Linked DNA regions of Homo sapiens: region 1 is linked to region 2. Evidence: chromatin loops called from intact Hi-C (ENCODE). Cell type or tissue: heart right ventricle. All regions are shown on one strand.

Region 1 (8,000 bases), 110 kb before region 2:
GAGACCAGCCCAGGCAACATAGGGAGACCCCATCTCTTAGCCAGGTGTGGTGGTGCGTGCCTGTAGTCCCAGCTACTCAGGGGGGTGAGGTGGAAGGATCTGGCTGCAGTGAGCTTGACTTGCCACTGCACTCCAGCCTGGGTGACAACTCTGTCTTGAAATATATATATATATCTATATATATATCTATCTATATATATAGATATAGATATATATAGTATGCTATATATTAATTATATAGTTATATATTATATAATTATATTAGTTATATAATATTATATAATTATATTAGTTATATAATATTATATAATTATATTAGTTATATAATATATCATATATATGATATATAAATATATATAATATAAAAATAATATATATTATATAATATATATAATATATAATATATTGAGTAACAAAATTACTCATAGTGAGAGAAAGGCAAATCAAAGCTATGTCAAAATGCAATTTTTTTTTAACTGTCAGACTAGCAAAATTTCAAAAGCTCTTCCATGTACTGTTAATGGAGCTATGGAGAAGAAAGCTGTCTTATACTATGTTAGTGGAATTCAAAGTTGGAAAGCTCCCGGACAGGGAAATTTGGTAATACTTAAGAGGACTAGCTGTGTGGCTACCCTCTGACACAGCAATCCCACCTCCAGGAACTTACTCCACCTCCGATACCTCCAATATGAAAAAAGCATATGTATGAGTTTAATCTTTGTAAAGCTTTTTAAAAACAATTGCAAAATAGTGGAAACCACCTAAATGTCCAAGCATAAAAGCTGAGTATGCTCTATCCACCCAATGGAGTAATCTGTATTATGCATCTGAAACAATGATGAGGTGGTCTCTGAATGGATGCAGAGTGATTTCTAGTATTGTTAAGAGAGAAAAGTAAGATGCAAGGTTCGATAACATACACTTGCTTTGTAAGAAAGAAGGAGAAACATTGCAAAAGGGAACATAGGAAGGATAAACTAGAAGCTGATGAGATTGGCCGCTGAGGGTGAGGTGTGATGACGGGAAGGATGGCGCTTTTTTCCTGATACACATTTCTGTACAGCATTGGCATTTATGCCACATTAATGTTTTGCATACTCAAAATATAATGCTAGTTCCACAAGGATGGAGAGATAAGGGAGTGTGTATAATGCAGGCACTAGAGCTCTGGGGGAATTCAAGAGAAGGAGAAGAGTCACAACTCTAATTATTAGAATTTAGGGTGCTGCTATTCTTCATTCTAGGGAAACTGTCCCTTGCCTAACATGATTAAATGCCAGGAGCCCTTCCCCACCCAATGACCCCCTTCACATTTCCAAATGTCCCTCAGGGGCATTACTGTCCCCACATGCTACCACTGATTTAGACTGTCATTTCCCGTCCATGGGCGGGGAGCGCCAAGCCCACACACGTCTTAATAGCAGTCACACTTCATGATGCTTTATGGTGACTGCAAATGCTGAACAGTGGCAGGAATGTTATGCGTGATTTCTCAGAAGAAGCCTGACCTTTCCCACTCCTCCTGCCTCCACCAGGGCTGGGCTCAGACCCTCACCTCTCCCTTGAGGGCTTCAAGGAAGGAGGCATTCAGCTGAGGCTCAGATCCAGTGGCTGGTACCCCAAGCCTAAGGTTCAGTGGAGAGACCACCAGGGACAGTGCCTGCCTCCAGAGTTTGAAGCCATCGTCTGGGATGCCCAGGACCTGTTCAGTCTGGAAACATCTGTGGTTGTCCGAGCGGGAGCCCTCAGCAATGTGTCCGTCTCCATCCAGAATCTCCTCTTGAGCCAGAAGAAAGAGTTGGTGGTCCAGATAGCAGGTCAGTGGCTGTTAGCTCACACCCATCTTCCTAGTCCTCATGTGTACATACACATTGGCCCAAAGGCAGTCTATAAAGACACAATGGTACTGCGCCTGTCTGCATATAGGGTGTGTTGGCCTTGACACCTGAAAAGTCAGCACCTTGGATATTAGGAACACACTAAGAACGCTACTGAGAACCCAAACAGTCAGTGAGAGAGGCCCCAGAGAGCCCGCCTTTCTGTGCCTAAGGCCATACACTAAAACCCATCAACTCTGCTCATCAGAGGCATCATGGGAGCCAATAGATTCGTAATGCTGTCTCTCAAACAGTATGTATTGAGTTTCCACAACGTGACCCCAGTCCCTACCCTCAGGTCCCCATGCCAGTGGGGGATACAGACAATAAGCAAAAGAAGTGCATCCTGTCACATCACGTTAGAAGGTGGTAGGTGCAGCCGGGTGCAGTGGCTCACGCCTGTAATCCCAGCACTTTGGGAGGCCAAGGCGGGTGGATCATGAGGTCAGGAGTTCAAGACCAGCCTGGCCAAGATGGTGAATCCCCATCTCTACTAAAATTACAAAAATTAGCCCGGCATAGTGGCAGGCGCCTGTAATCCCAGCTACTCGGGAGGCTGAGGCAGGAGAATCGCTTGAACCGGGGGGCAGAGGTTGCAGTGAGCCGAGATCTGCACTCCAGCCTGGGCAACAGAGCGAGAATCCGTCTCAAAAAAAAAACAAAAAAAAAAAAAACAAGAAGAAGGTGGTAGGTGCCGTAGAGAAAAATGAAGCAGGCTGAAAGCAGTGAGGCATGTCCACAGATTACAAAAGGCACGTCCAGGAAGTGGGCGTGTAGGCAGTGAGCTGAAGGCAAGGTCATTATTAAAGTCTTATTATGAGGCAGCCACTGAAGGGTTTCAAGTTCATGGTTCTAATTGTTTTACATTTTAAGGACAAACCCAACATACGGGCCACTTTTCACACGAGTCCAAATCAAAAGCTATTTTATTATAACAGAAAAAAACTCCCCCTTTGATATAGTCAGTCAGATACAAGCCAATGCACACATGTTCTCAAGATAAATGATAACTTGTCTGCAAGTAGGAGGACCTGGCAACACCGCTTACCACAGCAGTTCTAAATTCCGTGGGAATTGGGATGGCCATCTGTGTGAGCCAACTGTCTTTAACCAAAGGAAAAATCAAGCATGTGATACGTCTAGGGCATACAACTTGGAGCCACGCAGCTAAGCTAAACTCCCATGAGACAGGGATCTCCACGGCAGTGCTCTCTCTTTTATGTTTACATTTCAAACAAGTGGCCCTTAAGGAAAACATTATTGGGTTGTAAAGAAAGAACTGATATATTTTCTAAGGAAAATGAACTAAGAGAGGGGAAGAGGAAAGAGTCTCTCTTTTTGCACCAGGAAAAACCCAATATTTTCTTTTTAGCTTTTAATATAAATCTTAATTTATATTATTGATATTTATTATGAAACAAGTTTATATAAAAATTTTTAGATGGGTAAATGTTTGCATGCGCGGACCCCTCTACAGAGGGCGTGACTCACATGGATACCTTTGGGAAGGCATTCTGGTGGCGGGAAGGGCAAAGCCAGGGGCCTGAGAGGGAAACTGCCGGCTGCTGGCAGAACAGCGAGGAGGCCAGAGGGTCGAGGGGGAGGGTCACAGGTCAGAGAGACAGTCCGCCCTGAGCCCTTGCCCTTGACCCCAGGCCATTGCTTCAGACACCATCTGTTGTGAGGACCAATCCATTGTGACCCAGTGTTTTTGTACCATACAATAAAAATGCACTGCTAGAAAAACAAAATTAAAAACCACAGTCCACTGATGTCACTTATAAGCCAGACACACAGAACAAATGCCGTCTGATTCCACGGATGTGGGATTACCTAGAGGAGTCAAGTCCACAGGGATGGAGAGTATACGGAGGGCGCCAGGGGCTTGGGCGTGGGAAGAGGAATTACTGTTTAATAAGTACAGAGTTTCAGTTTTGAAAGATGAAGAAACTTCTGGAGATGGGCGGGGGTGATGGTTGCACACGACATGGTGAATGCACTTAATGCCCCTGAACTGTACACTTAAAAATGGTTAAGATGGGAAAGGTTGTTACGTATATTTTACTACAATAAAAAGAACATTTTTTAAAGATCTGAGATAAAAGCACCATTTTCTAATAACTAGATGACACAGACAGAAAGTTACTCTATTCAACCGCCACAGGGTTTGCGAAGGGCCGGTGGGTTCTGCGCGTCCCTGCGCCGCTGGTGCTGTCGGCGCTGCCCCCGGCCACGTCCTGCCTGCGGGCGGGTCCTCCCTGGGGAGCCGGGAGGGACGTGGGAGCTGCGAGGCCGCGCGCACGTGGTTCGGTTCTCACTTCTTCCAAAAGCGTGGTAAGAACCGAGGGAGAAGCCGGATGTTTGCAAACAAGCGAGGAGACGACTTGCGGACCAGACGGCGCGGGTGCGAGCAGGAGCTCCCCGGACATCCGCCGCCAGCCAAGCCCCTGGGACCCTCCCGCCTGCGGACGCGGGGCGAGGGCGGGAAGACGCGGGGCGAGGGCGGCGCTGCGGCCGCAGAAGCCTCGAGCCGGGCTGGGGCGCGGTTCCCTCCCGCACGCCCCGCGGCGCGCCCCCGCCCCCTCCGCCGCGCGCGCCCCCGCCCCCTCCGCCGCGCGCGCTCCCGCTCCACGCCCGTTTCCCAGGCGGCTGCGGTGGCGCCCGGAGAAGGTCCCGCGGGAGGTTTCCCGGCACGCGGCGGGCAGGCCGGTCTCGCCTCTCGGTGCTCAGCGGCGCCTGGACCGACACGGCCCCCGCGGGTGTTTTCCAGACGTGTTCGTACCCGGAGCCTCTGCGTGGAAGAGCGCGTTCGTCGCGACCCTGCCGCTGCTGTTGGTCCTCGCGGCGCTGGCGCTGGGCGTCCTCCGGAAGCAGCGGAGAAGCCGAGGTACCGGCGCGGGCGGCGGGGCGGGGAGGGGCACCGGCCGGTGCTGAACCCCGGGGCCGCGGAGGCGCCTCCCCCCAGGACGCGGCGCGGGAAGGCGGCCTGGAAGGGGCGGGGGCGCGCACTCAGCCCTCTCCGCTCCCGTTTCCCTTCAGAAAAGCTGAGGAAGCAGGCGGAGAAGAGACAAGGTGAGCGGGGACAGGGCGTTCTGCACGCACCTGCCCAAGTGCCAAAACCCGCCGTCATCTAAAGGCTGTGGGTCCCGTTACGAGGGTTTATTCCAGCGCGAGGTGTCAGGGCGGCCACCGGGGAACGGGGATCGGTGACCCCGGTGGGGAAGGGGGAAGATCGTTCATATGGACAAAAGCGGAGGTGCGGAACGGCTGCATTTTCCACGGAGGCTAGTGCACAGATGTCAGGGTTGACCGGCTGCTGTCGTTACGCCCTCGGAGCTTCACATCACACTGTACAGAGGGAGCGGTGACCAGGGTCTCTGCTGCCAGCGCCACCTCGTCCAGGTTTTCATAGCGCACAGGGAGTCGGGCGGATGCGCAACATCTCCGCACAGGGTCAGGAAGCGGCGGTCAGGCACCGAGAAAACAGCCCAGTTACGTGAGGCAGTGTCCGGGGCTTAACGTTTCCGCCGAGCTAATAGATTTGGGAGGCTCCGACCCTGATTTTCACACTAGCAGGAGGGAGGGCGCTGGGTCACCCTCCTATGCAGAAGGGCAGCCAAGGGTGCGCACTTCCCCATCCCCTGCCTGGAGCCTCACTTCCAGCCCAGCCTGGGCCCGCAGACCACCGCGGGTGGGAGTGCCGCATCGGAGGTGAGGCCTCAGTGTTCACCCATCTGTTCTGTCTGCCTCATTCCCCAACCTGAGAGTCTTTCCCCTTTTCTTCATCTTTTTTTTTTTTTTTTCTCTAGAGAAACTCACTGCAGAGCTGGGTAAGTTCTGGGTGCGGGGCCACAGTGCTGCCTGTCAGCCGGACCCTGTGCCTGTGCAGTGGGAGGAGGGGCTCCCTTTGGACAGCGGCTGGCAACTATCTAATTCTAAACCATCCCTGTGAGCCTCCACCTCTTCCCTTGCTAAGGGGCTGAAAGGATGGCTGCCTGCCACCGTGCAGCTGCCCGAGACCCTCTGCACAGACCCTGCCAGCTCCTCCCCTGCAAATTAGACAATTCAGTTAAAATTCATCATAAAACGTTTACTGTCTCCGGTTCATCTTCTTAAAATATCCTTTTCTTTTTAATGCAAATGGCACTAGGAAGGGTGGCACCTTTAATTTGCACCAAAATGGAAATAATTTCTCAGATCCACTTTTCTCCCCAGAGGGACTCAGAGACGTGAAACCATGGGATGTGTCTCTGTAGAGAGGAAGAGAGAGTGAACCCAAGGGAGGGGGAATGGAGGAAAAGGCCATCATGGTGTTGGGGTTGGGGGGGCAATTCAGATGAAACTGTAAGGTTGGGAAAGCTTGTCTGGCAGTCTACCTCGCCCTTCAAGGGGAATGAGAAAAACATAGCCCTAATAAGTCATTAAGGCTATAGTCTGAATTGTAAGTCATAACACTATAGCATGAATGCCTCTCCCAGGAGCATTTACTTTTGAAAGAGCTTGACATTGGGTGGACAGATCAAAGGAATGCATTTTTAGTAGCAAAATGTTGGAGTCCTTGGTAATTATTTGGGGAAATAATTGGGTGTGATGTCCTTCCAGTCCTTCAGATAACGCACCCGGTGAGTGACCGTGAGGCTCACGTAGGCGGCCCTCAGTGCCTGCACTTAGGCGGGAGCTCCGCCCCAGGAAGCTTGTGATTTCAGGCAGAAGGAACAACCCCAACCCTGGGAAGAGGCCTGTCAGTACTAAGATCTGGTATCCCTTCTAGGCTGTGTGCAGATTTCCACCTTTGAGCTAAGATAGGATGAGGCATAAGAGTCCTGCAGATGGGCCTCTTTTTGAGGGCAATGAAGGGGCAAAGAGGAAGCTGTAAAAAAAAAAAAATGAAGCTGTGATTAGCAGTGGCTTAAGACTAAGGAAGCTCTTCCCAGTGGCCTGTCTTGGGAAGATGGTTCCACCCACCTGCAGGCTGAAGTTTTCTTTGTGTGTTCTGCTTGCAGAAAAGCTTCAGACAGAGCTTGGTAAGTGACCCCTCTTAGAACTATTTCTCCTCAGGGCCGGGTCCAGTGGCTCACACCTGTAATCCCAGTACTTTGGGAGGCCGAGGCGGGTGGATCACGAGGTCAGGAGATCGAGACCAGCCTGGCTAACACAGTGAAACCCCGTCTCTTCTAAAAATACAAAAAATTAGCCCGGCGTGGCGGCATGTGCCTGTAGTCCCAGCTACATGGGAGGCTGAGGCAGGAGAAGGGCGTGAACCCGGGAAGCGGAGCTTGCAGTGAGCCGAGATGGCGCCACTGCACTCCAGCCTGGGCGACAGAGCGAGACTCTGTCTCAAAAAAAAAAAGAACTATTTCTCCTCATTCATCATTTTGCATCTGATTCCCCATATATCTTCTTCTCATCTCCCAACCAGGTATGATGCCCAGGCAGGACCCCTGCTGGCTATGTGGGTGGTGGGGGGTGCGGGACAGGGTGGGTGCAAGATGTGATGTGTGAGCAGGGAAGCTTGGGGTCCTGATGTGCTAATTTCCTGTTTTCCCTTGGTTGCTTCAGACTGGAGACGGGCTGAAGGCCAGGCTGGTGAGTGGAACCCATCTCTCTCTGACTCCTCCTCATTTATATCTGAGCACCCCAGTCCAACTCACCTGATTAACCAATCAGGCTTCATTCTGGTTGCATTCCGTGGCCTCACACAGCATGTGTTAATCTATGTCACTGGGTAGAGGTCATACTCTGTCCTGAGGACTAAGTGTACTGCAAACCACTAGTTCCAATCCTGGTTACATATCAGAGTTACCTCGACTCCTGGTGCCCATCCTCCAAGACTCAGACTCATGGTTCTGGCATGAGTGTGTTGCTGTACATGTAAATACTTCTCTGCATACCTCCCTCTATTCACCCATAATGCAGACAGTCTAATGTATATATTTTGTATATATTCTTGCAAAATGTGAATATCGATGTATGCATATGCATCTTAGTTCATGTAAGTGACATTTATGGTTCTGTGATGTTCCTTGCTTTTCCCGTATGCATCATCATGCTTTAATATCCATCGCTGCCACTCGTGTGCATTCAGTCTGTTTTTCCTCCTTACTGCAGAGTGCTTCGTTTTAG
Region 2 (8,000 bases):
TTAGCTCCAGGGATGTCGGGTTAATAATTCTCTCATTTTCAGTCTTGGTTTCCTCGTGAATTATGATGATTGTGACACCCTCAGACTTGGAAGGTCTTTTTAAACACTACATCAGTTCTTTCTTTCTTTCTTTCTTTCTTTCTTTCTTTTGTTCTTTCTTTCGTTCTTTCTTTCTCTTCCTCTTTCTCTTTCTTTCTTTTTCTTTCAGTTCTTACTCTGTCACCCAGGCTAGAGTGCAGTGACACAATCTCGGCTTATAGCAGCCTTGATCTCCTGGGCTCAGGTGAGTCTCCAACTCAGCCTCCTGAGTAGCTGGGATTACAGGTGCGTGCCCCACACCTGACTAATTTTTTAGTAAGGGATCCACTATTGTTGTAGAGACAATGTTTTACTATGTTGCCCAGGCTGGTCTCGAACTCCTGGACTCAAGCAATCCACCTTCCAGAGTGCTGAGATTACAGGCGTGAGCCACCACGCACAGCCAACATCAGTACTTTTTATCTGATGAAGAAACAACTTTTCCTCCCAATCTTTTGTGTACTAATTATTTTACACTATACATTGAAAATGAATATAGGACATTGTAAATCAGCACTGTGCAGAAATAAGACATTGGGATTGCTGTCACTCATTATTTAAAATTGGAATTACTTCTACTAGAAGAAGACGTTGAGCTGAGCCTCCTAACTCTCCTTGCTAATGTTTTATTCTGTGCTTACTCTGTGGGAGACTTCGCTCTGTGATCTATGTGTAGACGTAGATCCCACCTGCATGATGTTTATATGATGTCTCACAACAGTTGTAGCCCAACCCTAGGGTCTTAAATGAACAACTTACAGATGACAGAAAATAAGCCTTTATAGTTCTCTTTAGAGAATGTCTACTCCTCACACTGGAAACTTCATAAAGACGTATTAAAAGCATACAAGTTGTCTTTGAGATAATGAGGGACAGGGTAGAGACATGCTTGCTTGTGTATTCAGTGGAAATCCCCCAAGCCTGCTGTCTCCTCACCACGTCCTAGCAGTGTGTGCTGCTCTGTGTCAGCTCAGCTTCTGTAAGGAGAAAACTGGCTGAACTCCTTCCCCTTCGGGGAATGAAGACTGGAGCATGGTGACAGAATTTCATCTGCTATTTGAAAACCTATTTTCAGAATTTCAGTGTGAACTATTTGCAGGACTTGTATCCATCCTTCCAAGCTCTGTACCTGTCCTATTTGCAGTAAAATTCTCTTTTCATGGAAAAAAAATATCTCCATTGAAGGCGGAGAGAAAAGAGGCCAGAACTGGTCCTGAGGATTAGACTAAACCCCAGGGAGGTGTTTGCTGGGCTTCAGGCTTTGGAGAGGTGGAGGGAAGTGGCACCCAGGGCCTACCGTGGTTGACTTTAGATTGTCCACTCAGCTTAATTCTCACAGGAAACATTCTGTGGTGAAAATATTATGCCCATTTTACAGGAGAGGAAGCTAGGGCTCAAATCGGTAAGTCCCTGCCTCATCGTCCAGTTTTCTTCTTCACCTCCCCATGGGAAAGACTGGTTTGTCAGCGCAGCTGAGATGAGCAAACAACTTCGGAGGAGGCTCCTTCCCTTGGGGGTTTAATTGCCTGAAAAGGTGTCTCCAAGGACTGGTGAAAATAGAAGTAACTTTCCTTAGTCACGGGGCTGCAAGATTTTCCACTGTGTAGATGGATCTTAGTGTATTCTGTGACCACTTGCTGATATCACTTAGGTAATGCCCAACCTACCAAATTAATTTAAGCTCTATAATATCAAATATCTTTCTGTGTATTCTCCTCATTTTCATCATATCTTTTTGCCTTGTACACATTTCTATTTGCCCCAAATTCTTCTCTTCCAGGAAGCATCCCTGATTAACCTCATGCCCACTCAGATTTCTCTGGGATTTTGCACCCTTCAACCCGTAAGTACCTTGAGTGTTTCAACCACAACTCTTTATCTATAGCCACTGAACCCCTAGACTGGAAGAAAATTTAGAGCAAACTTAATCCAGCCCCCTTCCGTGATGCAGAATTTTGGATCATAATCACCCAAGCAAAAGTTTCACCAGCCTTTACCTTATCTAGTCCCATGATGGGGAAATTCCTATTTCATTTTAATTGCATTTCATTGGCATAGGCTTGATGTCCTTAATTCATTTCCCGCACAAGGACCAGGGAATTCCATTGAAAATTATCTACTGAACGCCACTAGCACCCAGAAATGTGGTAAGTTCCATGTCACAAAAAGGTTCCACAGGGTCCTCTTATGTCCAGGCACACACTTCAGTTCACTAATCAATGCTCCTTATGAAACAAGAGTTGCATAACTAGTCTCAGTGTGAGCAACTGCAAACTTAGAGATGTGTAATTGTTAGAGATTTGTAAGAAAATAATATAGAGAGGAAATACATGTGGGGGGGGGGCAGGTGCGGTGGCTCACATCTGTAATCCAAGCACTTTGGGAGGCCAAGGCCAAGGTGGGAGGATTGCTTGAGCTCAGCAGTTGGAGACCAACCTGGGCAACATGGTGAAACCCCATCTCTACAAAAAGTACAAAAATCAGCCGGGCGTGGTTACTTGGGAGGCTGAGTTCCTTGGGAGGCTGAGGCGGAAGGATTGCTTGAGCTTAGGAGGCTGAGGCTGCAATGACCCATGATCATGCCACTGCACTCCAGCCTGGGCCACAGAGCAGAAGCCTGTCTCGAAAATAAATAAGTAAATAAATAAATAAACAAAAAATAAAAAGAAAACATGTGAAAGCACAGGAGAGTAAAAGAAGCAAGAATCTTGCCAGGGGACATGGGAGTTTTTGTTACTTGCTTCACTTTTGTGTATGCCTGACATTTTTTATAATTAACAGTTTAAAATGCTCAAGGCCAGTTTTTTTTTTGCCAACTACCTTACCAAATCCTTTCCCATCAAGTTGTCTGTTCATTTTATTGGGTGATTTTGGGGCATAGATGTGACAAATCTTCATTGCAATCAGTTAGGTCAATGTTTTGTGTGTGTGTGTGAATATAAAAAATTGCTTGAAGCCAGGCATGGTGGCTCATTCCTATAATCCCAGCTGATAATGGGGAGGCCAAGGTGGGAGGATCACTTGAGCCCGGGAGTCTGACGCTGCAGTGTCACTGCACCCCAGCCAGGGCAACTCAGAGAGATCCTATCTCTACAGATTAGAAATGTTCCATTTCAGCTGGACAGGGTTTCTCATGTCTGTAATCCCAGCACTTTGGGAAGCCAAGGCAGGAGGATCACTTGAGCCCAGGAGTTTGAGACCAGCCTGGGCAACATAGCGAAACCCCATCTCTAGAACAATTAAAAATAAAACATGAATTTTAAATTTAAAAATTGCTCTACACCTCCATTTGGAAAGACTGTGTATGTGTTTGTGTCACGTATGAAAGCTAAGCTGGCATCTCCATAACCACGGGGCTCAGATCTGTCCTGATCACGTTGAGCCCCATAGCCTGACCCTGGAGGAATGAGTATCTGCTGTTGTGAATGAGGCCAGCACCCTTCCCCACCCAGGAAAACCAACGGCCACAGGAGGGCAGCAGAGAGCCACGATCCCAACCAGAGGAGAAAGCACAGACAGCATGGGGCAGGTGCAGGCGCTTATGTTTGTTTATTGGTTTGTTTTCTTTTTTATTTAAGTGACCTGTGCCATCGTATTGGGCTGAAATAGCCAGGGATGTGGCCATACAGACAGATCTAGTGTAGGTGAAAAAGAGAGCGGAGTGGGGTCCAGACTATTCCAGCCTCCCTCCTGCTGCCCTTGGCAAGGCTGCCAGCCTCTCTGTGCCTCGGTGTCCTCATCTGTCACATGGGGATAATAACAGTATGGACTGCAGGGGGCTGGCAACAGTAAAGAGAGTGAGGTGCGTGGCGGCAGCACAGGTCGGCCCAGGAGGACCCCGTGGGAGCTCCTACTGACTGCGGAGAAGATCAGCAGAGGCCCCGCTGAGGACGGCCTGGGGGAGGTGCAGGGAAGGGGCTCATGGGAGGGTGGTGGGGAACACCTGCAGGCAGAGGATGGGTGTGATTGTGGGGACCTCAAAAGCCACACCCAGAGCCAGGGGGTGCTGCAGGGCAGAGGCTGCAGCGGGGAAGTGCCCATGGCCCGAGGTCCCTGTGGGCGAGGCCCTCCTCTCTAACCCACAGCCATCCCCCAGGCCCAACTTTCAGGGGTGTGGGAGGTCTGCCTGTCTCCCGAAGACCCACTGTGGTCACTAACAGACTGGGACGTACATGAGGGTGACCCAGGCAGGCAGGTCTGGGCCTCCCTGGAGCTGGCAACCGTGCTCCCATCATCCCTGTCCCAGGGCCTGTGTGGTCCTGAGCTGACACCCGAGGGTGACACCCCACACTCCACACATGGCAGAGTGAAATAATAGCACCCTGGCCATGGTAGCGCACGCTCACAGCCCCTCCAGCACAGAAATGCAGGGAGCAGGGGGCAGCGTCGGGGGTGGCCAAGGCTTTGGCCTGTGGCAGGCCCTGAGCTCAGAAGGATGCAGGGGCTTTGCCCAAACCCACACTAGGTGCAGGGCCGGGGAGGCTGTTTCAGGAGGCGAAGGAAGGGCCCCGGGCGGTGAGGGGAGAGGCTGGTTCCGAAAGTGTGGGCGACGCAGCCAGAGCCTGATGACTGAAGAGTGAGCAGGCGGTGGGGCTTCCTAGGAGGCAGTGAGGAGAGGCAGCCCAGACCCAGTGAGATCACACCTAGGATGTCCCCAAGAAACCCCCAGGGCTGGGGCCAGGTCGTGCATCGTCATTGGGGGTGGGGCCAGGACGAGCATCGTCACTGGGGGTGGGGCCAGGACGAGCATCGTCACTGGGGGTGGGGCCAGGACGAGCATCGTCACTGGGGGTGGGGCCAGGACGAGCATCGTCACTGGGGGTGGGGCCAGGACGAGCATCGTCACTGGGGGTGGGGCCAGGACGAGCATCGTCGTTGGGGGTGGGGCCAGGACGAGCATCGTCGTTGGGGGTGGGGCCAGGACGAGCATCGTCGTTGGGGGTGGGGCCAGGACGAGCATCGTCGTTGGGGGTGGGGCCAGGACGAGCATCGTCGTTGGGGGTGGGGCCAGGACGAGCATCGTCGTTGGGGGTGGGGCCAGGACGAGCATCGTCGTTGGGGGTGGGGCCAGGACGAGCATCGTCGTTGGGGGTGGGGCCAGGACGAGCATCGTCGTTGGGGGTGGGGCCAGGACGAGCATCGTCGTTGGGGGTGGGGCCAGGACGAGCATCGTCACTGGGGGTGGGGCCAGGACGAGCATCGTCATTGGGGGTGGGGCCAGGACGAGCATCGTCATTGGGGATGGGCAGCCATGTGGATGAGCCGAGAGATTCCAGTGGGGAAAAAGGAGACGAGGCCGAGATTGATGATCTAGAGGCGCCCGCAGCCTCACAGACCCAGGTGCCCTGGCAAGCACAGCCCTGCTCACACAGCAGACATGGGGGTGGGGATGACTGAGTGTGTGCATAGCAGGGAACAGATAAATGAGCCTAAAGGCATGGATAAGTTTAAAGGCTAAAGAAGGGCCTTGTGCAGACCAATCCTGAGCGGAAATGAATGCAGGAGTCCAGTTGGCCCCTGCTGAGAGGGGAAAACCGGTGTCTTAAACTCAGGACCTAGAGTCAGGAGGAAAGAGGTTCCAGATAGGACCCAGATTAGGAACCTCCTCACCCACTCCTCCCTCCAGAGACTACAGCAGAGGGGGAGGCCCACAGGCAGCACAGCCTTCAACTCCTGGTTTCCCCAGAAGACACTGTGGGCATTTGTCCAACTGACCTCAGAGGCCCCCTCCAGGACACTGTGACAGTTTATACCAATCTGCACTTTTGCTCCTTGAGCTCTTATCTTTGGGGCAGCTCAAATGATGACAATGGCTTTTCTGGCCAACTTACCCAGACTCTGTCCTGAGACGAGTAAGCAGGGCCCAGTCTTCCCAAGGCCCTCCCTGTCTTCTGGGACACCATGTGGGTCCTTCTGAGACAGTGGCCAGCTTTGCCCCAGCCCAGAGCAGCTGAGCCAGCGGTGGAATGACTCTCATGACAGACAGCTGTGAGCTCCTGCTGTGCCCCAGGCCCAAGGCTCTAGGGGGTCAAAGAGGTAGGAAGAAGAGCTATGCCAGGGGGGATGCTGGGAGGCGTTTGGGGGTGAGTGCCCCATCTCTGTCACATGGGCCACCTTCTCCACCTGTAAGAAGGACATCCCAGAAAACTGGCTCTTTATCTTGGCTTTCACTCACTCTGCTGAAGGGCAGGATATTCAGCAGAAATCTTAGAAACAGGGCGAAACTCAGTGACAGGAAAGCTGAGAGTTTAGAGCCAGCAGGAACCTTAGAGATCATCTCATTCACCCTCTCATCTTGTTGATGTGAAAACAGGCTCAGAGATGGGAGTGGCTGGCCTGTGGTCACAGAGTGGGTCCCCAAACTGTGCCCAGGGCCTGGGTATGCATCACTTCCAGAAATGTGTAACACTGGAAATGAATCCGAATGGCCTTCCAAAGCGGCAAAGGCAGCGCCAACCCGGTTTCTCCTCCTGGACGCATTGGAACAACCAGCCAAGCAGCCCCAGAAGATCACTTCCTCCCACCTCTAGCCTAAAGGTGACACTTTTGAAACCCCCCGTAGCCTCCCTTTGCAGTTTGGACCCTGCCGTTCTGTTCACCTGGAGATCTCAGGCCTGAAAGGTCTTACTGTGGTGGAATTACGTTTCCCTCAAAATCCATCTTAGCACTCCAACCCTCTTTCCCTCAGAATGTGACTGTATTGGACATAGGGCTTTTAAAGAGGTGGTCACACTAAAATGAGGTCACTAGGGTGGACCCCAATCCAATCTGACAGGTGTCCTTATAAGAGGAGGAAATGTGGACACACAGGGCCATCACGGGTACATGTGCACAGACGAAAGACCATGTGCGGACACATGTTTGGGGTGTGTGTGTGTGTGTGTGTGTGTGTGTGTGTGTGTGTGTGTTTGGAACAGGGTCTTGCTCTGTTGTCCTGGCAGCAGTGCAGCAGTGACGTCTCTGCTTACTCCAGCCTCAAACTCCCAGGCTCAACCCATACTCCCACCTTAGCCTCCCGAGTAGCTACAGAAACTTCAGGTGTGTGCCACCACTCCTGGCTAATTTTGGGATTTTCTGTAGAGATGATGTCCCAATATGTTGCCCAGACTGGCCTTGAACTCATCGGTTCAAATAACCCATCTGCCTCGGCCTCCCAAAGTGATGGAATTACAGGTGTCAGCCACCAGGCGAGGCCAGTTCCTCTGTTTTTTGTTTTGGGGGATTTTTTGGATGTTTGTTTTCTGTTTCTTTGTTTTTAATGGAAGAGATATTTAAGAGACACCTCACAAAGGAAGATTAAAAAAATGAGTCATACACATGAAAAAGTGCTTATCGTCTTTCCTCATCAGCTAAATGCAAACTTAAACCATGAGGAAATACTACATACCCAGAAGAATGGCTAGAAGTTAAAAAATAATCATCGTAATAGGTGAAAAGTACCAAATGCTGCCAAGGAGGTAGCCTCATAACGCTTTCACATGGTTGATGGGAGGAAAATAACCTAAATGTCCAACAGCAGTGGCTGCTTGGATAATCTAGAGCTCTACCAAACAATGGAACAATAAAAATGGTGTTGTGGGCTACTTCCTCTTTCATTCCACTCCAGTTTCTCCAGGCACACAAGCTCCAGCTCCACTCACGAACGCATGGCCTCATATTCCCCAAGCAGCTTCTTCTGAAAGTCTCTTCTCTTAGAAAACGCTGCCAGCGCGCCCCTGCTGTTCAACCCCCAGGCCCACTGTCAACCCCAGACAGCTCGACTGCCTCACGTCTCTCTGAGGTCGCCACCACACCTTCTGTCAGGACTCCCATGCCCGCTTATGCCACCACATCAGGCATGAAAACTTCCTTTTCTTGCTTCTCTCTCTCTCTCTCCCTTTTTCTTTCTTTTCTCTCTTTCGAGACTGAGTCTTGCTCTGTCT

What was found. Hi-C counts contacts between places; a loop is a spot of excess contacts. Peaks named below come from ENCODE experiments on the same cell type or tissue, not always from the same donor. Only the 100,000 strongest peaks of a DNase experiment are listed, where the experiment ranks them.
Region 1: a loop joins it to region 2, with 2.6 times the contacts of the local background. A loop is called at or near these places in 13 of 110 quality-filtered maps.

Annotation. Positions count from the first base shown.
Region 1 is chr5:181,048,553-181,056,552 of GRCh38, forward strand. BTNL9 (butyrophilin like 9) reads left to right here. Exons shown (of 11, transcript NM_152547.5): 4 at 1,536-1,817; 5 at 4,648-4,764; 6 at 4,917-4,949; 7 at 5,687-5,707; 8 at 6,881-6,901; 9 at 7,437-7,463. Among named protein-coding and RNA genes, the nearest start is that of MIR8089, 9.1 kb to the left of the region's middle. RefSeq lists an enhancer at 4,858-5,422. In heart right ventricle, no CTCF peak of the experiment used is centred here; a DNase peak (open chromatin) is centred at 4,156; H3K4me3 peaks cover 4,352 bases; H3K27ac peaks cover 6,425 bases; H3K27me3 peaks cover 7,304 bases.
Region 2 is chr5:181,155,925-181,163,924 of GRCh38, forward strand. OR2V2 (olfactory receptor family 2 subfamily V member 2) reads left to right here. Exons shown (of 2, transcript NM_206880.2): 2 at 1-3,361. Among named protein-coding and RNA genes, the nearest start is that of TRV-AAC1-2, 4.2 kb to the right of the region's middle. RefSeq lists enhancers at 894-1,013, 3,526-4,282, 4,283-5,038, 4,459-4,638, 5,213-5,502 and 1 more and silencers at 5,703-6,045, 7,625-7,919. In heart right ventricle, CTCF peaks have their summits at 3,541 (motif pointing right) and 3,741; DNase peaks (open chromatin) are centred at 3,557, 4,647 and 5,419; H3K4me3 peaks cover 378 bases; H3K27ac peaks cover 424 bases; H3K27me3 peaks cover 2,826 bases.